Linked DNA regions of Homo sapiens: region 1 is linked to region 2. Evidence: chromatin contacts called from ENCODE Hi-C data. All regions are on one chromosome and are shown on one strand. Each heading gives the region's core, a stretch centred on a gene start or an enhancer-like site at or near the end of the contact. The rest is flanking DNA. Distances are from core to core; before and after follow the strand shown.

Region 1 (6,369 bases), core at 3,082-5,581, 580 kb after region 2:
TACTGATGCAGAAAATGTGCACCTAAGGAGACCTGATAGTAACCTCTTACTCTACACTGGTCAAACCATCTTGTAAGTACCGTGTTCATGTCCAAGAGCCATGTTTTCAAAAAGACAGTGATATAAAGGCAATGTATCCAGGAGGAAGTGACCAGAATGACGGGATTCCTGACACCAGCTAATGCAAGAAAGTTATAAGAACTAGGGCTCTTGGACTAGGAAAAAAGGATTTTTCAGGGGTTGGGTTTTCAGGTACTGAAGGGCTCTCAAATGGAAGATGACCTAGAGGCTTGTATCACCAGAGACAGCTTGGGGGTCTGCAGGAACAAAGCGGAAGGTGTGGGCTAGTGTAATAAGTGCTTGTCCCATCTCTGCTCCAGACTCGGGTGACCCTACATCTCTAGCCCCAGTTTCCCCCAAAGACTGAGAGGGTATGATTTCCAAGGCCTCTTCCCAGCTTTCAGAGCCCATAATTCCTCTTCTTTACATAAACCTCAATCTGAGAAAGAAGACAGGCGTGGCCTTGCCCGCTCTGGGGACTGGAGAAGAGACTAGTTCTTAGATCTTCCAAGTGGCCCCTTCTAAGAAAATTAAACTGACTGAAGTAATGAGTGAAACAAGGGGTTGCAAGCTTTATGTTTCGATAAATGAAAATTACAGAAATTCCCAAATTGAGGTATGTTAGGCAGAAAATGCCCCCCAAAAGGTATTCACTTCCTAATCCCTTTACCTTATATGGCAAAGATGTGATAAAGTTAAGGATTTGAGAGGAAGAGCTTATTCTGGATTATGCAGCAGGCTCTAAAAGCCATCCCAGGTATCCTTATAAGAGGGCTGCAGAGGAAGACACACAGATGAGAAGGCAATGTGAGGGCAGAGGCAGAGACTGGAGTGATGTGGCCACAAGTCAAGAACACTTGCAGCCACTAGAAGCTGGAAAGACAGGAAACAGATTCTCTCCATCTCTGAAGGTATCGTGGCCCTGCTGACACCTTGCTATTGGACTTCTGACCTCTTAAAACTGTGGGGGAATAAATCTCTGTTGTTTTTAGCCATCAAGTTTGTGGTAATTTGTGACGGCAGGCACAGCAAGCTAACAAAGAAGGTTTTCTGCTCAAATAAAATTTTGTTGTGGGCTAAAAGTGGGCAGTAATAACCTTTTAAAGGAAAAGCTTAAATTTTTATGTATTTTTATGGCCTATACAACACCACTCTTAGAAAACTGCAGCTCTGCTCTTAAAAGTATTTAGGGGCACTGACAAAAGCATCTTTTCAGCCATTCTTCACATATATTTTATTAATAATCTTTCCTTCACATGCAATTTCAGCAGATAATAAGTCTATGCAAGGCAGACAACCAAATGATTCCAACTTCTACACAGCAGGCCTGGCTGCAGTGAAACAAATTATGCAGTATCTCATGGCTACAGGAGAAAGCCTCGGTGTAAAAACAAATGGTACAAAGTATGTAGGTGAGAGCTCGTCTTGTCTCTCCATTGTAACGTGGGCAGCATTTCTCCCCACTCTCTCCTGGCAACATCCAGCTTTTGTCATAGGGAATGATGAATGCTACTCAGATGAAGAATATACGAAATGATCCCCAAGTCTGGGAACCAGCAGTGGAAAGAAAATGAGTGTCTCATGGGCTTCCCCCACTCCCACTGCCTGCAGATGCCACCCCTGGAAGTCATTTTCACGCTTTCACAGGGCGACCACCTTGCAGGGCCAGGTCAGGTTAAAGAGGTGATTCTCTTTTCAAGGTTTCCAATTGTTCCTTGATAAAAACATCATTACTACTTTTAAAACCACAAATAAGGGAGAAAGACCTTTTAAATTCAGTGAAGAGAAAATGAAAGATGTGTAAAAAAATACCAGTTAAATTACATGAGGCTGATAATGATGGCTTCAGGACAAGAGAGCATCCACAGTGGAGGAGAAAGAGAAGGGTGCTTCAAGTCTGAGATATAGTTTTGGATCTTGCTGCTTCCTAGATGTTAGTCCTTGGGCAATTCATTCCCCTTTGGCTGAGCTTTATTTTCCTCACATACAACGTGGGGCAACCGAATAAGATAACATGTGGCCTAAAACAGTGGTTGGCCTACCAGTGTTCGTTAATGTGTAAAGAATGAATGAACTGTTCTATATCCAGGACTAAACAAGGAACCCTCAATTTTTCAACTCTTTCCTTGAATCACGCTGAAAATATTGTTATCTGCAGTTGTTCTAGATCAGTTATCAATATCCTCCTAAATTTAGAATGTCTAGGAAGAGGGATTTTTTTTTTTTTTTGGAAATTCAAATTGGCAGAGGGTAGGTATATTTTTCTTCTTAGACAGCACCGCTTAGTTTTACAATCCAGGGATTTACATAAAAGAAAGCTGGTCAGTTATTACGCATGATACATAACAACTATTTTTGGGCCAAGACTAACAATGATTGCCTTTGAGTCTAAAACAGAATTCTAAGCATGTCCCTTCCTCCTAAACACACACACACACACACACACACCCATGCATGCATTCTTGCTCTTTCTCTCCCTGCCCGCAAGTCAAAGCCACTTCCTTTTCCTGGTCCCCAGTCGCCAGAAAAGTGGGTTGTGTGAAACGTGACCCTTACTCAGTTATACACTGAGGCTGGGTCACTCCGTTGCCTGATCACCAGCAGAATGGGTCAATCTGTGTGTGAGGTTGAGAAAGGTAAATGAAGAATGTAGGCCACTTTGGCCTCCTATAGTTTCTGAGGCTGGCAGCCTGTAGTACATGTATCAGGGAGGGCCTGAGGAACAATTCCCGTCTGCACATAGGAACTGCCCTGTCCAGTGTCCATGGGTTCAGAGGCACCAGAAGCACCTGAGTCCTGCCCCTGCAACCCGCCCATGCCCACTCAGGAAGCAATGGCTCCCACAAATGGCAGGGAGTTGTGCTTATGCTATTCTTCCCTTCCTCTTCTTCACTCTCTCCCTCACCTCCCTTAAGCAACCAGTACACGCATTTGCGCGGTACACCCCAAAGCCAATGTCCCCCTATTCACACTGGAGACACATCCTCATGTCACCCCAGCAACCAGCACTGTGAGGCCTTTGGATACCCCATGTAAACACTGCTGGCCTCTGACCCCGGAAATCTTATTCTTCCCACAAAAGAAAAAACTTGTATGAATTAATTTTCCCACCTCTTAACCAGCTGCATAGAAATCATGCGGACATGGCTTTAAAGCTGGATTCCTGATGCGGCCTCAAATTTCTAACCCTCGATTACTTAGAATTAGATTTTCCCCCCACAAGACAATTATCCCCACACTAAGAATCTAGGAGGTTTTTTATCATTTCTCTTGGGACTTATTAAAACCAAAGAAACACTGAAAAATGGAGCAACTTCCATGTACATTCTACATTAACAGACCAACACATTTCAAAGAACTCACTCACTCAGAGGAAAAGTAAACAATTCTAAGGCAGGAGGTAATTTTTCTTTTTACTTTTCTTTTTGAATGACAATTTTTGTTTCGGAAGGCCTCTGTGTCTATCAAATAGGCAGTAGTGTTTGTGGCCATATTTGTGGCCTGAACGCAGCTGTCTAAACCCTGCAAACAGTTGGAATGACACTGCAGGAATTCTCGGTCTCACTGAAACTGCAGAAATGGCAGGGGCCTCTCTCATGGCAGGCACTGAAATACCTTTAATCACACCAGACAAAGGCCATCCAGGATGCACGGAAACCAAACCTCTCTCCTCAGCCCTTTGAGAGTAGTTGAAGTGGATATTATTTTAATCAAATCCTTTTAAATCACTAAATAGGATGACTCCATTTAATTAGCTTTTTACACAAAAAGCACATTTTTGTTCTGATACAACTTGATTACATATTTTTCAATTTTTAAATGGGTATGGGTTTCACTTTTTAAAAATACACTTTATACACTTAAAGCAATGATATCTGGAACTGTAACCCTCAAGAATTCTAAAAGATTCTGTGGAAAAGAAAATATTTGCTTTAATGTTTCCCTTGTGCACTACTGCGTCCCCCTCTTTTATCTTTGAACTCTCTTTGCTTGCCCAGATTAGTTCAATTTTAAGAATGATCTGTTCATTTGTCTGCTTGAAACTTTGTACTTTTGGGGAGCAAGTCAAGGAATGATGGTCTTATCGCCACATAATGCTATTAACAAGCATGGTTTCCACTCATTCATGCCTGCTCAATTTTTTAAGAGGGCCTACTATGAGTTAGGCACTAGGCTTGGCACAGATAAGGATTCTGAGCTGATAAAGCCTGCAGTTCCACAGTGAACACTGCTGTCAGACAGTCACTGCACAGATAACTATGCAACCACAATGACAGCTTTGAAGCGGCCGTGGCGATAGGGCAACCCCATCCAGCCTGGGCCTTTAGGGGAGTGTCAAGGAAGAGCTCTCTAAAAAGTAACAAATGCCGCTTTCTTAGAACTTACGAAACTTAAAAAAAAATAAGGCACACAAACATATTGTCTCAAATATTATATAAACTCCAAAGTAAGGTGGGGTATGGGAAGGGGAAAGCTCTGAGCCCAGACAGATCTGAGTAGAATCCTTACTATAACTACAGCACCTTGAGCCTCTCATAGCTCCCTCACAGGACTGCTGTCACAGTGAAGTGTAACATAGATGATATAAAGCACTCTGCATAGCAGAAGTTCAATAAACCATAGATATTAATTAATACAGAATTTATGCTAACTTGTCTTTGAGCTTTAGCATGTCAAAATAAAGCTAATTTTCCACTTCTGTCTTTACAAAAACGTTCAACTAAAAGAGGAAACTTAAAAATCCACATGAAGAACAAACACTGTAACTTTGGCAATTTTTCTCCACTGGAGTTGGCCAACAGGTATCATTTACTTATACAACAGATGCACATCCTATATTAGATTCTTCTGGATAGGTAAACACAGACAAAAAGAAAAGTTGATAGATCCGTGTTCAACAGTGTTCTACCAGCAACAGAAAAAGGTTCTGAAAGTGGAACTTCTAGAATAGAGCTTTTAAAACAGCAAACTCCCCTAAGGCAATGATTGTTTTTCAGGTCATCAACTACTTGACTGAGGAGAGGGTGCAGGCAGAGCCTTTCAGAGGTGCCTCAGACTCACTCCATCCAAGCAGCATTTCTACCCGTTTAGCTTCTCTTAATCTGGATTCCCTGTGCACTTACAGACATCCACACCACGGGTCAGTCACCCGTGTTCACTCTTTTGTTAGACACTCATTGCTCCTTCAGTCCCAATCCATAACTGGTCTTACCTGGCATTCTTTAGACTGGTGGCCAACAGCCCTTTTTCCATTTTAATTCAAGACCCAAGTCAGAAAACAAAAACAAAAACAAAATGTATTTGGTTTGTGTTTTTCAATTTAAAAGCGAGTAATTTTACTTGGTCCTGTGAAAGGGACCACTTTACTGATAAGAAAAATGAAACTTGGGGAGGAGAAATGATTTTTCTAAGGTCTAACAGGAAGTTAACAGCAGAAGTGAAGCAAAATTGAACACATTCCATTCAGTGCCCCCCACACCCCACTAACTGAGCCCTGCTGTTTGCCCGGCATGGGGCCAGGACTGGGAACCCAGATGAATGGACTTCCCCCTCCTGTGGCTGCAGGATTCACTGCCTGAGTTGGACAGGGGAGGGCAAGTCCTGCAGTCTGGGGCAAATGCCAGGCATTTCTTTGGGCTCCAAGGCACAATACTGCCCTGAGGGGGCTCCTGGCACCCATAGGCTCTTGCCTGCTGTGGACCTGGCCTAGTCCAGAAGGGTCACAGTATACTGACCTCCCATAGGCGACAGTCTTTGCCAATCCCTGGCTTCCACAGCCAAAACCTGAGTGCATGCGGATTCTAAAAAGGCTCCTTCTGCCTTGTCCTAACTAGAGCTGTGTTATTTCCCCAAGTTGCCCTGGTTTGTATGAGCTGAAAAGCCCGTGACTAGCAGTAGATCACAGGCCATCCTGCAGAAGCTAGGTGCCTGCATGGGGTCAAAGGTCAGGAGTTACTCACAATTGTTCTGGAACAATGTTTCAGATAGTATACTTCCCTAACTTAGAGACAAACGAGCTGCATTCAGAATGGCTCTAGTTCAGAAAGAAAAGCCTCTCTTGCACTCAAATCAAGATGAGAAATAACCCCAAGTCATTCTCAGATGATGAAGGGGCAGCCCCCAAGTGGCCAGGGAATTGAGGAACATAACTCAGAACAGCTGAAAAGTTACACCCAAGGCAATGTGGTTGGGCAGAGTAGTGGGGGCCGAAAAGGACGCCTGGGTGGCTAGCGAGAGCTGCGACGTCCAGCCTTTCAGTGGGGGAACTCAAGGCACCTGGGGAGGCAGAGAGACGTACAGGCAGAGAAG
Region 2 (6,100 bases), core at 494-2,993:
ATAGAAATCTCATCTTTCTGTGCTGAAAGGAAATAACGGTTAGCCCAGAACTCTATTTTCAGTGAAAATATTTTCAGGAATCAAAGTGAAATAAAGACATTCTCATATGAAGGAATGCCAGCTGACCTGCTCTAAAATAAATGCTTGGCGGGCCGGGCGCGGTGGCCCACGCCTGTAATCCCAGCACTTTGGGAGGCCGAGGCGGTCGGATCATGAGGTCAGGAGTTCGAGACCAGCCTGACCAACATGGTGAAACCCCGTCTCTACTAAATAAAAAAATTAGCCGTGCGTGGTGGCACGCGCCTGTAATCCCGGCTACTCAGGAGGCTGACGCAGGAGAATCGCTTGAACCTAGGAGGCAGAGGTTGCAGTGAGCCGAGATCGCACCATTGCACTCCAGCCTGGGCGACAGAGCGAGATTCCGTCTCAAATAAATAAATAAATAAATAAATAAATAAATAAATAAATAAATAAAAAAGAAATGCTTGGCGGGGCATGGTGGCTCATACCTGTAATCTCAGCACTTTGGAAGGCCAAAGGCAGGCGAATCACTTGAGGTCAGGAGTTCGAGACCAGCCTGGCCGACATGGTGAAAACTCGTCTCTACCAAAAAGCGCCACAACACTCCAGCCCGGGCGACATAGGCTCTGTCTCAAAAAAGAAAACAAACAAACAAAAAAAAAAGTGGGGGTGCGGGTGGGGGGAAGACTTAATGACTAAACGAATAAGTCTGGAGAGACGGGTTGCAAGGGATGATGAGACTAAGGTTTGTAGTCTGGGAGCCTAAGTGGATGAAAGTTGGAAGAATCAGGTGGAAAAGAACATTTCAAATAGACCACAAAGAAAAGTATATAACATTTTGAGGCTGTGGTACGCTTTGTTAAAGAGCAAAAGGAAAACAATTCCTCAAATCAGGGGGGAGGGATAGCATTAGGAGATATACCTAATGTTAAATGACGAGTTAATGGGTGCAGCACACCAACATGGCACATGTATACATATGTAACTAACCTGCACGTTGTGCACATGTACCCTAAAACTTAAAGTATATAAAAAAAATTCCTCAAATCGATGCCACGCTCCACTTCTTTACAACGATGGAATTATTTCAGGAATTGGAATTATTTCAGGAATTGTGTTTGAAACCACAGCTTTGGATCCCGATTTCTTTCTTGAGCTACTGTTACACTGTTTATATACGGCCACTAATTCGATGACTGAGCTTGGGCAGATTGTTAATTATTTTCTATGACTTAATCTTTCTATCTGTACAACGGGGATAACGTGGAATTTGGAGTGTTGTGAGGGTTGAGATAATATACGTGATAACTTACACAATGACGTTCAACAAATACTTGTGGAGTGAAAGATGCGCGATTCATTGACAGATCTCAGGGATTTCAGAAAGCTGTATAAGGACCAGCTCTTCAGGCTCCCTTCGCTCCCCAGGAGACCGGGGAGCCGGCGCGAGGCGCTACAGTGTAATTCTTGGCCCCTTTTCCTCATAATGGTTTGGCCGCATTTTTACCTCTTGATTTCCCTGGTCCCAGGCTGCAACTTCAGCTCGCTCCGCCATGGGGCGCACGTCCGCCAGCCTCTGTGAGCTCAGCTAAGTATGATGCCTAGGCTAGAGAGCTACGTCCGGTCTCCTAGGCAACCATATCAACTTCCGGCTTGAGGCACGATAGCGGTTGGCGAGAGGCCACATTTCCGCCACGTGACCCGCGCATGCGCCTGCTTGCTGGAGAGCGAGCGTCTTTTGCCACGAACACCTGCGGCGTGCCGAAGTTCCTCTTCTCTGCCCCGGTTCCGGGCGGTCCGCTGGGAGGTGGCGCCCGGAGGGACACCCGTGCCTGGGGTCGGGGCCAGTGCTCTTCTCGGAGCTCCAGAAGTTCTGCTGAGAAGCGCGGCGGCAGCAAGACGACTTCTCCGGAGCCGCCGAGCTGGAGTTAGAGGTGGAGCTCCGTGGGGCCGGGCCCCCGGCTGCGGGGCAGCGGCTCCTGCAGGCGGAGGCCCCGGCGGAGAATGAGCCGGAGCCGGAGGTGGTGGTGGTCTCCTGGCAGAGCGGTGGGACCGGGAGCAAGCTGCGGTGGTTCACCACCTTGATGCTGTGTGCCTCCTTCCTGGGGCTGGTGAGAGCCGGGGCTGCAACACTCCCAGGCCGGGGCGTTCGAGTCTTGCCTTCGCCACTTGCAAACTGACCTTGGGCGCGTTACCTAATCTGACTGGGCCTCAGTTTCATCATCTAGAAAATGGGCACAATTCTAATCTTGGAGGAAATAGATTTTCTGAATACGTCTTTCAGCTCCAGCAAGCTTTTTTTTTTTTTTTTTTTGACGGAGTCTCGCTCTGTTGCCCAGGCTGGAGTGCAGTGGTGCGATCTCGGCTCACTGCAACCTCTGCCCCCAGGGTTCAAGCGATTCTCCTGCGTCAGCCTCCCGAGTAGCTGGGATTACAGGCGCCTGCCACTAAGCCCGGCTAATTTTTGTATTTTTAGTAGAGACGGGGCTTCGCCATGTTGGCCAGGCTGGTTTCAAACTCCTGACCTCAGGTGATCCGCCCACCTCGGCCTCCCAAAGTATTGGGATTACCGGCGTGAGCCACGGCGCCCGGCCCGGCAAGCCTTCCTACGTCTCCTTCGTCGGATGGGAAGGTTGCAAGAGGGGTTCACCAGGTCTTTGGCCGCTGCTCTCCGCACCCACCCACTCAACCCCCAAATTATTACACAGAAAAACTACTTTTCTGGAATTTCTTCCTGGTGATCTGACCAAATTCAGCCAACCGCTTAATTTTGCAGATAAGGAAATAGGCCCGGAGGGGAAAGTGACTTTCTGGATCACACAGCTGGTTAAGTGATAGAGCCAGAAATATGTCTTTTACTCTGCCCACCATCCTATTTATTAATAAAACCAACCTTTAGATTCTTAAATGTTTTTCTTGGAGCAAAGGGCAAGCCTAGAGGCGCCTTTTGCCAAACCCCTGGGTCGCCACTCAATTCACTTTTCGGAAACCTCCTCCTTATCACTTGATAATTATGATCCTGGGGGAGTTGAGAGGATGAGTCCTCCCAAGAGTCATGTGTGGTCACTTACCATCTCAGGGACTCTGAGCCACAGTTGTTTCTTAGAGTATTTTGATTGGGGGCGGTGGGGAGGGGTGAAGAAAGAAATCACTTCAGACTTTTGGTGAGTCGTCACTGACTTGTCCGGTCCTGTTGTAAATCCTTTGAAGACATGAACTAATTTGATTAGATTCTGTGCTCAGGCTTCTCTCGAAGTACGAGGTGCTTGCTGTGCACCTGGGCCCATAGTGGTCCGTGGTCTTGGACTGTTACGAGTTGGGCAGGGGGCGCACCCCATGCATTTAGAGCAGAGCAGGGCAATTAGAATCAGTTATTCTGGAAATGTAGACTGATTGGAAACATTTTTTTCTTTAAATGTCCAATGAATTTCCTCTGAAAGTCAATTGTAATCCTTACCTCTTGCTGACACTGCATTGAGTAAAGTTTTATTGTTAAAGTCATTCTGTACTTGGGCGTGTAATATTTTTTAAGCAACCTTTACTGACTAATTCTGATGGCGTGGAAGAAAAGTGTAGATTTAGAAACATTTAAATTGTTTATCTCCTGTATGTTTTATATGTATAGTTCAGGGGAAGGACTCCATGTGCATCCAGAAATATTGCTGTTTAACAACATAAAAAACAGGAATCATATTTTGATGTTTTGATCAAGGTTTTGACGTTTTCCAGTGGCTCAGTCAGAACTCACTACAGTCTCGACCTCAGGGCTTAAGCGATCCTTCCATCTCAGCCTCCCTAGTAACTGGGACTACAGGCATGCGCCACCACGCCTGGCTGATTTTTTTCATTTTTATTTTTGTAGAGATGGGGTTGCCTAGGTTGATCTCAAAACCCTGAGCTCAAGCAGTCCTACCATCTCTCCCTTCCAGATTGCTGGGATTACAGGTGTAAGCAACCACACCTGACTTAATTTAATTAATTAATTTATTCTTTCTGAGACAGAGTCTCGCTCTGTCGCCCAGGCTGGAGTGCAATGGTGCAGTCTCGGCTCACTGCAACCTCCGCATCCCGTGTTCAAGCGATTCTCCTGCCTCAGCCTCCCGAGTAGCTGGGACTACAGGCGCCCACCACCATGCCCAGCTAATTTTTGTATTTTTAGTAGAGATGGGGTTTCACTGTGTTGGCCACGCTGGTCTCAAACTCCTGACCTCGTGATCCGCCTGCTTCGGCCTCCCAAAGTGCTGAGATTACAGGCGTGAGCTACTGTGCCCGGCCAATTTAAATTTTTAATACCCAAATTCTTATTTGTGCATGTAATATATTTCAAAATGTACGAAACCATTTCAAAAATAGTTTTAATATTACATTTTATTAATACAGAATAGTCTTTTAAAGGTATTGTTCAGAAAGGAAACAGGATTGCAACAAAAAAATAATTTTTTAAAAACTGAGAGGTGTCAAAACAAAAAAAAAATAAGAGTTTTAGTCAAAACTAAAAAAACAGTAGTCTAATTCCCTACATTACATTGTAAATCCCAGACCCTCCGCCCCCCTTTTTTTTTATAGTGGAAGAAACTACCACATAGTTAGACATTATTTTAATGATTATAAGTAAAAACTTTTGTCTTTTTAAATTTTAGGGATTGAGTGTTGCTATAGTGGGACCCACGTTTCAAGATTTGGCAACAAACGTGAACCGAAATATCAGTAGTCTGTCTTTCATTTTTGTGGGTCGTGCCTTGGGATATTTGAGTGGCTCTGTGATTGGTGGATTTCTTGTCGATGTCATGAATTATTTTTTACTTTTGGGTAAGTAAATGCTAATTTTAGCTTCTTTATGACTGTCAAGTGAATTTACAAGTTGTCTTTGAAAATATGAAAATACTAGCATGCAGAATGGTTGGCCACTGAAATGGGTAGTGTTTAGGTGTCCTCAATGGCAGTTGAGTTTCCCTGGTACCTGCTTTCATCTTGACAGTTAGAGGGTATCTGTGCTGGGTCCCTCTGGAAATTTAGATTAGCTCTAGAGTGTCTTAGCAATCCTTAGCCTTTCCAACCACTATAATTTAGCTACCACTCCTGGATCACACACTGGTTGTCCAAAAAACTCTGCTTAGAGGGTTTAGGGCAGATTTCCTGGGGTCACCACAGATCAGAATGAGCTCTTTGAACCTGCCCAGGCTACACCCTGGATTGGGAATGAAGAGGGGAAGCGAGGTTGGGTGGACTGATGTAGGCTATGTTTTTGTTCCTGCTGCCCCATGTTGTCGTTGGACAACCCCAGAGTGCTCTGTCTCACCCTGGAAATAGATGGCAAAGCTGCTTTTTTTTTTTGAGACAGGGTCTCCTCTCCCTCTATTGCCCAGGCTGGAGTGCAGTGATGCGATCTCTGCTCACTGCAACCTCCCCCTCCTGGGCTCAAGCGATCCTCCCATCTCAGCCTTCCAATTAACTGGGACCACAGGTGTGAGCCACCATGCCTGATTAATTTTTGTGTTTTTAGTAGAGCCGGGGTTTCACCATGTTGCCCAGGTTGGTCTGGAACTCCTGAGCTCAAAGGATCAGCCTCCCAGAGTATTGGGATTACAGGTGTGAGCCACCACGCCTGGGCTGGCAAAGCTTTTAGCATATACTTTTTTTGAATAAATTGAAATATTTAGAGAAAATTTAGATTAATATGATAAAATTGTTTTGGAAGCAAGAATAATTTGTTATTGTTAAGGAATTAATAAATAATCCCTCTTATTTCCAAAGTGGGTTGAAATAACATATTTCTTGTATTTTCCTCCCTATTTCCCAAACTAATTTATTTAGTAAATTTTATTACAAACTACTCTAGTAATTGCATTTTATTTTTGTCTATTTAATTTTTTGCCTCATGTCTAAAAATTCCTGTTAGGTTCTTAAATGTGAATCATTTAAATTAGTTTTGGCTTGTCTCTTTTGGTATAAAACTTTGCCTTATGGTATAATTTACAGTTTGATTACTAGCAGTGCTTTAAATGTATTTGTGTTATAATTATTTATATTTCATAATCCATAAAGATTATAAAAGATTCAAATGAAATAATCACTTTTA

The links. Hi-C counts contacts between places; a loop is a spot of excess contacts on that map. Pooled maps may share reads with other maps.
Region 1: a pooled map shows a loop between it and region 2 (2.6-fold over the local background). The contact joins the enhancer-like site here to the promoter of SLC60A2 in region 2. A Hi-C loop is called at or near these places in 2 of 37 single-sample maps with no recorded cell type and 7 of 50 pooled maps.

Annotation. Positions count from the first base shown.
Region 1 is chr6:111,839,505-111,845,873 of GRCh38, forward strand. The region is part of intron 2 of FYN (FYN proto-oncogene, Src family tyrosine kinase); the gene reads right to left. Among named protein-coding and RNA genes, the nearest start is that of FYN, 31 kb to the right of the region's middle. RefSeq lists an enhancer at 3,397-3,506. Within about 2 kb of position 4,332, at least 10 of the 41 ENCODE cell types and tissues checked have a DNase peak (open chromatin) inside an H3K27ac peak, as active enhancers do.
Region 2 is chr6:111,257,596-111,263,695 of GRCh38, forward strand. SLC60A2 (solute carrier family 60 member 2) reads left to right here and starts at 1,744. Exons shown (of 4, transcript NM_153369.4): 1 at 1,744-2,132; 2 at 4,662-4,830. The coding sequence starts at 2,106. SLC60A2-DT (SLC60A2 divergent transcript) reads right to left here and starts at 1,617. Exons shown (of 3, transcript XR_001743807.2): 1 at 1,529-1,617. LOC124901378 (a long non-coding RNA gene) reads left to right here. Exons shown (of 2, transcript XR_007059708.1): 2 at 1-115. RefSeq lists enhancers at 1,394-1,453, 1,774-1,853.